2 separate regions of the Homo sapiens genome follow, and region 2 is linked to region 1. A link is a contact called in ENCODE Hi-C or POLR2A ChIA-PET data. All regions are on one chromosome and are shown on one strand. Each heading gives the region's core, a stretch centred on a gene start or an enhancer-like site at or near the end of the contact. The rest is flanking DNA. Distances are from core to core; before and after follow the strand shown.

Region 1 (4,555 bases), core at 1,754-4,253:
TAATCCCAGCACTTTGGGAGGCCGAAGCAGGCGGATCACAAGGTCAGGAGCTCGAGACCAGCCAGCTGGAGACCAGCCCGGCCAACATGGTGAAACCCCGTCTCTACTAAAAATACAAAAATTGGCCAGGCATGGTGGCATGCACCTGTAATCCCAGCTACTGGGGAGACTGAGACATGAGAATCGCTTGAACCTGGGAGGCAGAAGTTGCAGTGAGCTGAGATCATGCCACTGCACTCCAGCCTGGGCGACAGAACAAGACTTCATCCCCAAAAAAAAAAAAATTCTTTTACCTACAGGGCCTCTGCATGAAATTCCACTTGATGAATGTTATTGTTTGAAAAGAGCTTGAGACTCTCTGTATTGGATAGTCCTCTACGTTCTCTTCTAGCTCAAAGACTAGGAATTGCTAGGAGTTTTTCACCCGAACTGCTGCTGAACCACATCTTCCTCATTGTGCTAGTGATGGTGCTACTACGAGTGTAGCCTTTACACTAATTGGGTGTGTATTTTTACCTTCTTAGTTTTGGTCTATCCATCTCATAAGCCAAGACAATTTTGGAACATGAATTCTAGCATTCTACATATTAGTGATACTTCCCAGCTTTGGTTTTATCTGTAAATCTGTTTTGGGTACCTTTTTAATCTTTATCCAGGAAGTTTGTAAAAACATTAGGATAGGGCCCAGGGCTGAGACCTTTGGTTCTCTAATAGGGATCATCTTCCAGGTTGATCCAACCATAATCAATAGCCTTTGAAATGTATATGTTCAAATGGCTACAGACCCATTGAAGTATAATAGCATCCACCCAATATTTCCCCCTTTCATCTCCAGACCATCTTCTTTTCTACATGTATTTAATGGCCACTATCTGTCAAGGTCTGGGATTGACCTGGGAAAACAGGGTAAATAAGACACTGGGGTTCGCAGCTGGTAGACAAGATGGAAACAGAAAGTAGTCGTCATAGCAATGTAATGAGGGCTAAGTGGCAATTTGCACCAGGAAGCAAGGGAGGCCATGCCCAGCTTTGCTGGCAGTGTCCAGGAGGTTTTCTCAGTCAGTAAGATGTTACAGATGGTGTCATTCAAAAAGGCATCCATGAGAAATGTCCAATGCCATATGAAATCCGGGTGCGACCTCTCTGGCATCCTTCTGATCTAGGTATTCAATAAACACTTCTCGAATATAATTTGAAAAAGTAGGGAGCATCTAACATGCCAGGGAGCAGATGAAATTGAGGTTGGAGAGGATGGAGGCCAGTCTTTGAGGGCAGAGACAGCGGAAGGATAGTCATAGAAGTGGAAGTGGAGAGGAGAGATCCTAGGTGGCAGGAAATCAGGTCTAGGTATAATAATAAAATGAAGTGGGAGCGAGGCAGAGTAAAGAGCAATGCATCTCTCGAATCTTTGTGTCCTGGGCACCAGGGGGGCTGATGGTGTTGGTACTCAAGGGCGCGAGGAAGGAAAAAGAAGTTTCAGTTTCAGAGGCCTACAAGAGATTTAGTGGAATGTACGTTTTCCCATGCTCTTTTCCCTTCTGATTCTGACTTTGATTTCAGATCTCCTCTAGTAACTATTGAATTGAGAGAGGATGACTTCTAGGTATGCGCCAGGTGCAGTGGGAGATCTGTGATGCGCTCCGTCCTATCTCCCCAGGGAACTCTTATACCATGCAATGCCGTCTGCAGTTCTCAGTACCCTGGCTAGATCTGTTCTCAAGTTTGGCCAGTTTCTTTTTTTTTTTAATTTTATTAAAAAAATTATCTTATGTTTATTAAATTTTTTAAAAATTATTTTCTGGTTTTTAAATCATATTTATTATTTTTTATTTCTTGGCCACCGTTCTGACATAGAACGTGCAAGTGCCTATGCAAACCATTGTATCTGTTGCGGGGGTGACCAATTCATTTCGGTTTGCCTGGGACTTTCCCAGTTTTAGAAACAAAAGTCCTCCCTCCCCCGCCCCGGCCGCCCCATGAATCCCTTCGGTCCCAGGTAAAGCAGGACTGTCAGTGATCCCAGAGGTAGGTGAGGAGCTAGGGGCACTTGGTGTGCACAGCACATCCCAACTGGCACTGGGAAGGAAATGGAATTGCTAGAACAAAGTGCAGCTCCTAAGTCTTATATGTCCAGACTGAGGGGAGTGCCTGGGAGGCCGCAGGGAGGAGCCCAGGGCAGCTGTATGTGGGGAGTTGACCTCAGGTCAGAAGCGCATGGCTGGGCTTGGAGTACAGCTGTGGGCAGGCTGCAGTCGGTCCAGTCACCTCTCCTTGGGGGCTAAGCCAGGCCTTCCCTTTTCTGAGCTCTTGATTAATTTAATGGAGCAACTGAAAGAAGAAGAGGACACAACAAAGGATTGAGCTGGGCTCTCCACCTCTCAGGAGTTTCCTGGGAGCATGTTTTCCCCCAGGAAGCCTTCTTGTCACTGGAGGACATTGATTGTTGCAGGAAGCTGAGGGAATCGAATAGTCAGGGCAACTGTCCTCTGCAAAAACCCTGGGTCAATAAAACCAAAATGACTGCAAGATATCCTGAGAGAGGTGGGCAAAGAAGGCACGTGGATGATTTTTCCTCCTGCTTTTCCCAGCGTTTCTACACACACACACACACACACACACACACACACACACACACACACACGCGCACTTGGGGACAGGTATAGGATGGTTACATTTTGTCTCTCTTCACTTCCTATATGAAGCATAAGAAAGCATTTGGTAAATCTAGTCCTAAGTGTGTTGCCCAAGTCAAATCCAGCGACCCCCTCGCAGCCCCCTCCCCAGAGGTTACATAGTTCCCACAGGGTGCAAGAAAGGGTTATTGAAAACAGCAGGTTTATTTATTTTTTTTCCATAACTTCAGCACTTCTGGTAAATCTCTGATCCAGCATCTAGTGGTTAACCACTGATACAGGAAATGACATTTAACGTTTTTATCACTCAGCCAGAAATGGAAGAACAAGGCGAGTGTGTGTTTAGGGAAGATGGATGGCTGCCCACCACCTTCGTCTTAAAGGCACCCGGCTCTTTTTCTGATTGCAGGGGCTGATAGGCAGCTCACTTCCCCTCTGCCTGCTCGCTCCACTGACGACAATGAGTGGGAATGTCAGGAGAGCAGGAACCCAGGCGTTGTCAGCTATTGATGGGGGTGAAATGGGCAGCATTTGGTTCCCCTTTTTCAGGAGCCGTTGCATGGGGGGACAGGCAGGCCGGAAATGAGTTCGGATGCTCGTGTTCAGGCACATGGAACCACAGCATCAGCCTAGGGTGTCTGAACCCGGGAGGCCACGTGGCCGGGATGAGACTGTGAACAGAGCCCCACTGCCCATTGCTAAGCTGAGGACACTCAGCAGAGACCTCATTAACCCTCCAAGACAACCAGCCAAGCAAGAGTGTTGAGCACCGCAAACCACAGCGAGAGAAATTACAGCTGCTTTCACTTGCAGTTTTCCTTAGTCACCCGGTTGTTCCCCATTTCTTGCCTTTTGGGGATGAGGGGCTTTCAGTGCAGTTACTAAGTGGATTTCTTGTAACAACGGCAACAGTTATAGATAGTCACTCACTTTGTTAAGTGGTAAGTAGTTTAGATTCATGATGTTAACCTGCTCTAGGTCTAGAGCTGGTAAGTGGTATGGCCAGCCAGGATTTGAACCGAGGTCCATCTATGGCCAAAGCCAACCCTGCCCTCCAGACATCTGATAGCAAGTGCCGCCCTAGGCCCCACTGCCCTGCCCAGCCTTTTGCTGATTAAACAATCTCTTGGCTGGGTGCGGTAGCTCACACCTGTAATCCCAGCACTCTGAAAGGCCAAGGCGGGCAGATCACTTGAGGTCAGGAGTTCAAGACTAGCCTGGCCAACATGGTGAAATCCTGTCTCTACTAAAAATACAAAAAATTAGCCAGGCATGGTGGTGTGTGCCTGTAATCCTAGCTATTTGGGAGGCTGAGGTGGGAGGAGTCCTTGAACCTGGGAGGCAGAGGTTGTAGTGAGCTGAGATGACACCACTGCACTCCAGCCTGGGTGACAGAGCAAGACTCTGTCTCAAAAAACAAACAAAACAAAACAAAACCCTTGAGGTGGGTCTGGGCATCAGAGTTTTATGTTTCTTCAAATAGTTCTAGTGGGCAGCCAGCAATGAGCACCGCTGAGCCATGCTGTGATTTCTTGAGCTCAGAGAGCCAGCCGGGTTGGCCTTTGTTGCCAGTGCCCAGGGAACAACCCTTAATGTTTGTTACACAAATGAGTCTCTGATCGCTCTACTTTGGTCTGCAGGGCAAAACCTCTACAGAGAGGGAATAGAGGAAGAGATGAGTCACACCCATTGAGAGCCTGAGGGTTCTCAGCAGATTCTAGCTGTGAGTGCCCCTGGTGAAGTGGGGTAGGTAAGATCAGGCCAGGCATTGTTGGCAGAGACATTCTCATATCCGAGAATGAGAGCCCCACATTCTCGGATAACATTTCCCTTCTCTTAGTAGGAAGTAACGTGATCCCATTTTTATGAAAAGGATCACTCAGGTGCGAAATTGTCCTCCTCCTCCCACTCTCTGCATCCTG
Region 2 (5,234 bases), core at 1,543-4,042, 200 kb after region 1:
GTGCCACCCCTTCTGCCTGGGATGAGAGACTTGGCAGACTGTTTTCTGCCTGGTGAACCACATACACTTCAAAATATACGGATATTCCTTACGGGTCACTTTCAGCATGAAGTCATCTATAACCTGCCATCCCAGGAAGGATTAAACGCACCATCTTCAGAGGTGTTGAACAGCAAAAAAGCAGAAACTGTAATAGAACTGCCTTCTGTATCATTTTTGAGTTTTAAACCCTTCAATAACTGCAGGTTCCAAGAGTTTCTACTATACCCAGCATACTGTCCCTCTGCCCGTCAAACGAATTTATTTGTTGTGTCCTGTTCACAAATATCCCCAAGCCTAAGTCATCACACACATCAAGCTCTTCACCTGGATGTCTTTCTGCCCTGAGCCAAATTAGGAGAAATGGCTGGCAATACTCCACAGTTTGCAAAGTGCTCTCAAACACATCATCTCATTTGGCCTTCACAGTCACCAGGTGAGTCAGCTGCATGGGCATTATCATTCTTACTTCCAGCTGAGCCACCTGAAGGGAACGGGGCTAAATGGCTTGATCAAAGTGGCCCAAGTAGACGGAGGGCCAGGATCAGAATAGAGATCTTCTGGCTGTCATTCCAGGGCTTGTCTAATGCACCAACTTGCAAATCAGAGGTGGCACCACGGGTCGGTGTCCTCCAAGAGGACTCTCCATGTGGACCAGTTGCCTTGCAGGGTGATCCTATTCTATTAGGGTATGATGGGCATCAGGAAATCATGGAGAAGGAATTAGAACCTTGTGTTTTAGTCCTGGCTTTGCCCCCTGCCTTGCTTGGATAGGACTCAGCTAAGGCACTCACTGTCTTTGAATTTGTTTTCTCATCTGGAAAGTGGGAGTAACTTCTTTTTTTTAATCATGCCCATCTTGCTGTGAGATCAAATGAGGCCATGGATGTGAAGGTTCTTCGACATGACTATAAAACATCACTAAGTCCTAAGTAGGTATCCTATTCTGGGGCGTGATTTGACTTCTCCTGGGAAGTATGTGAACTGATGAACCACAGGAAAGTGGGGTGCATCATTTTCTGTTGTGTTAGGGCCTCTGTTTCCTTCTCCTTTAGGCTTTTGCTGGGACTGAGCTCTGGGTTTTCTGCGCTGAAGCTGCAGAAGCAGCCCCCAGACCCTGCCCCTGTACCACAGCCACCTTGGATGGCAGTTCACATCACACTCCCCGGGAAGGGCTGGATGCAAGGCAGAAGCAGGCGAAAAGAGGGGCATTCTGCTCACATTTCTTTCCCTGCAGTACATTTTTGTCTTAACCCCTGCATTCCTAGACATCTGTACCCTTTTAATTTCTTGGTGAAAGCCTCCTCGTTGTATACTGCATTTATGTTTCTGCATAACATTTCCTTAAAGGAAAATGATGCAAACCACATCTCACAAAGCCTGAGAGAGGGCTGCAGAGCTTGACAAGGAGAGCCATCGATCTGAGCCCTTTATGATGTGGATGCTAAGCTATGCCAGCCTCTGAATGCTGGTGTCAGACCCAGGCATGACTCACAACACACACAGCTGGGCTAAGATCATAGAGAAATAGTGGAGAGTGTTTGGGGTGATCTGTCTCACACTCACTTTGGTGAACACATTTATGATCTTTCATGTCTGCAATACTTACTCTGAAAAAAAAATTTGTTTACCTGTCAGGTTTGAGATCGAATGATCTGTAGTTTGAACCCAAAGTATTGAAAAAAAAAATTTTTTTTTACAAGGTTTTGTTTACAAAGCCAAGAAAAGATAAAACATTTTAAGTTGGTACTGCCCTCGAAAATTATGGTGGATGTACACTTGGACTTTCTAAAACAAGATCTGAATAAAATAAGACACTTAACATGAAAAACTCTATTTAACACAATTTAATCTTTCTTTGATTCCTGAGTGGGTAATTCGGCATTTTACAGAACTTTGGGGTCACCATTATAAATATCAGCTGTCACTGTACTGGTAAAATATAAAATGTACCAGTTAATAATAGCTTTGCAATTCACAGAAAATCAGATAATGGAGGTTTTACCGTAACTGGAATTATGATGTTAAAAGAATCAATGCACTTTTCCAAAAGAGCCTAAATCATTTCTAGGAAATAATTCATGCCTTGTAAGAATTTACAAGGAAGTGCTTGATACTCCCTGGAAAAAATCAGTAGTTCTTCATTATTAAGTTTTCATTTTGCATGTGTACTTCATTGTATTATTATTGTGGTTAATCCTATGTCCACGGCCCTGGCCTCGAACCACACAGGCTCTTCTTAAATAAAGTGGAAGATTTCTTTGGCCTGTCCTAAATCCAAGGAACAATATGCAACTCTGCAAGTGCATATCACAAGAAGTCTTTTCAAGGTCGTGCTCTTGGTGACCCTTTGTTTAAAGGAATTTGGGCTGGATTTATAGTTGTCAGTTCTGAAGAATCAGGAAAGGGCAGGCCGTGAAGGGGTGGGGGAGGAAAAGAGAAGGAAAGAGGGAGGGAGGGAGGGAGGCAGAGGCTCATACCACACAGTACTGAGCCACCAAGGACAGAGTTTCTACACTGTTTCATTAGAACATGAAATCTACTCTGTTGTCTATGCGTCTGCTGTGAGCTGAAAAGAAGTCAGTTTACTTCCTCAGCATCTGGGGTCCCATAATTCTGAGTCGTGGCCACATTACCTCTGCTACTGAAAAGGCAAGAGCTGGGTTGCTCAGACAGCCCCGCAGTTCACACTGCCTGTGCTGCAGGCAGGAAGGTTTCCACCCAAAGGCCGGCAGAGGGAGGGTGTGCCCCTGGCGGGTGGGCTGGGGCTGGGGTGAGGAGGGGCAGGGAAGAAAGGGAAGGAGACTTCCTTTTTAATGCTGGTTCTCTTCTCAGTCCAATCCAAGTCTCTCCATGGAAGGATGGAAAATTCTGATTTCCTGTATCTCTTTGAAAACAATGAAATCCACTCTCCCCGGAGGGCAGGTTTGCTGAAGCTGTTGGCTCCGGCTGGCATGCACAGCCTTGGCTAAGTAGCCACACAGCACAGCATAGACATCCCGGCGAACTGAAGGCTCACAACCAGGAGCCTACCCCATGCACTCCCTCCCCAGCACCGGGTCACCGCAGCCAGGGTTCCTGGGGCCTCCGGAATGTCAGGGAGCCCCTCACTGCCTCTTGGGTGGCAGGAAATCACTAAGCTATGAGGATAAAGACCAGCCGGGGTCTCCATGCAGCTTTAGGGCTGATTTCTATTTCCCCTTGTGGTGGTGAAGCAGATTTCAAACTGCACTCAATACAGTCCCCAGCACAGGAGAAATGAAACCCTTTAAATCTTAGGCCTTCACGCAGGAGCCTCCCCTGCAGCTTTCAAACTCACAGAAGCCTTTTGTTACAGTCCTAGGAATGTGTACTTAGCAGAGAAAGCGTGGCTTTGTGGTGGCTGTGAAAGAATACTGAGGGCGGTGGCGGGGGAAGAAGAGACCCGCCTCTGGTAAGATCCTCTCCCGAAGTCTGATGGCAGCCAGTCTCAGAAAACAAGAAAATCCACCCAAGGACAAGGTACTCAACCACCCCCAGGGCTCTCCCAAAAGTGTCGGAGTGAGAGGAAGGAAAGCACTAAATATATTTGAGTATGTGAGTGAGCACAGGGGGAGGAGTGAGCTAAAGGGGTTTTACTGCATTGGTTGCTATAATTTGTGGGGGGTTCCTAAGAATTATTCCCATATCCTTCCCCAAGGGAACCTGTGAGGAAACTGGCAGCTGCTTATTGTGATCTAGTGTAACAGCACATAGTACAGCCAAAATACTGCAAGGAATTAGAGGCGGAAGGGGCCTCAGGACTGATCTTCACCAGTTTTCTGGTAAGATTTGTGCAAAACTCCAGTGAAGAGTGTGCACGCGGTCAATTTCTCCAAAATGGGAGAATATCTACAATAATGAGCAGAAACATAATAAAAAGCATTCTGAACAAGTGCAAGAAGACTCCTAATAAATATCTTATTACATGTAGCATATTTTACAGTGTTCTATAAATTTTAGGTAGACTAAAACCAAGGCTTAAAATGAGTTAGCATTGGGACATTTTTACTGCCACATGTGTCTGATTGCAAAGCGATGCTTTTAGACAGGGTTAGCCTTCTGCAAAATTCTTAAGTAGGTGATTCCATCTCAGCTTTCCAGTTCTCTGCCCTTTTCCCTTCTAGGTGTCATAAAATAGCAGGACCAGCACAGGTTTTGGACCAGGCAGCTCTGGTTTAAATCCCAGCTCTGTTCCTGACTGGCCTAGGACCTGGTCAGGTCATCTAGTCTCCTGTCTTCATTTCCTCATCTGTAGAAACTGGATCCCAACTCACAGGGATTGTTGTGAAAATTTTACGTGTGAAAAGTGCTGGACCTTAGCAGGCACTCAGAAATGTTATTTTGCTTCGTTCCAACCAAATCATCCCCTTTCCCATCCCTTCATGATCTACACATCCCTGCTTCATCTCACCACCACCATCATCACTAAAACAAGCATCCAGGAAGGGATTTAAAAATGCTAAATGCTCTGGTGAAATGACCACCAAGAGCTTAATGAGCCATCTCCCTGGTCTACATGTCTTTCTGCAAAAATCCATGCTCAAGGAGTAAACTGCTAATGGTAGAAATCCAGGCACCCAAGGAAGGGCTGGGAAGTGTTTCGAAGGCAGCGAGTCCTTTCTGGAAATCTGAAACCAGACAGATAAGCAGATAGCTGCAGTGGCCAGGTCACCATAGCATATTCCAAAAGACACTGCTTCTTGGAATTATCACTGGCCTTTGCTAAACAGCCTTTCCTTTTCCTATTGATTGCCAAGCTTTATATAAACAGAGCATTTCTCATTTTTAGTTAGATTCGAAATGAGTCCGGTAATCTAGATTCCACTAGAGCATGTGGTAAAAGCAGAAAGACTGGTTGAGGCTGAGCTCCTGTTATAAGCAATATCCGGGCAATGATTTGAGTTAGAGAAGACAAAAAACACAGGGGGGAAAAACCCTGAAAAGAATCAATTATTTGCTGTACCACCACTCTGAAAGTGGTTTGAGGCTTTGTTTTAATAAATGTCATGTATTTAAGAGTTTAAAGAACTTTCTGGACATTGGAGGTGTTTAAAAATTGGAATTGGAGGTGTTTAAAAAAAAAAGAGCTGCCTGTGAAACAGTGAGATTCCCATTGTTAGAGGTATCCAAGGGAAGGTGGGTGGCCATCGCTCAGTGATGTCATATTTGGAATA

What was found. Hi-C counts contacts between places; a loop is a spot of excess contacts on that map. ChIA-PET counts read pairs that join two places held with the same protein, here RNA polymerase II (POLR2A). Pooled maps may share reads with other maps.
Region 2: a map of heart right ventricle shows a loop between it and region 1 (2.3-fold over the local background). The contact joins two enhancer-like sites. A Hi-C loop is called at or near these places in 4 of 168 maps with a recorded cell type or tissue (CD4-positive, alpha-beta memory T cell, heart right ventricle and naive thymus-derived CD4-positive, alpha-beta T cell), 1 of 37 single-sample maps with no recorded cell type and 8 of 50 pooled maps. POLR2A ChIA-PET finds 5 or more read pairs at or near these places in 8 of 52 experiments (CD8-positive, alpha-beta memory T cell, T-cell, activated B cell and 4 more).

The regions. Positions count from the first base shown.
Region 1 is chr12:12,009,164-12,013,718 of GRCh38, reverse strand. No RefSeq gene overlaps it. Among named protein-coding and RNA genes, the nearest start is that of BCL2L14, 59 kb to the left of the region's middle. RefSeq lists enhancers at 2,092-2,241, 3,402-3,451, 2,605-3,485, 3,472-3,591, 3,486-4,366 and 2 more. Within about 2 kb of position 3,003, at least 21 of the 41 ENCODE cell types and tissues checked have a DNase peak (open chromatin) inside an H3K27ac peak, as active enhancers do; they include heart right ventricle, where a contact is called at or near this core.
Region 2 is chr12:11,810,854-11,816,087 of GRCh38, reverse strand. All of the region lies in intron 2 of ETV6 (ETS variant transcription factor 6), which reads right to left. Among named protein-coding and RNA genes, the nearest start is that of ETV6, 160 kb to the right of the region's middle. RefSeq lists silencers at 1,399-1,693, 2,919-3,213 and an enhancer at 3,080-3,742. Within about 2 kb of position 2,792, at least 29 of the 41 ENCODE cell types and tissues checked have a DNase peak (open chromatin) inside an H3K27ac peak, as active enhancers do; they include heart right ventricle, where a contact is called at or near this core.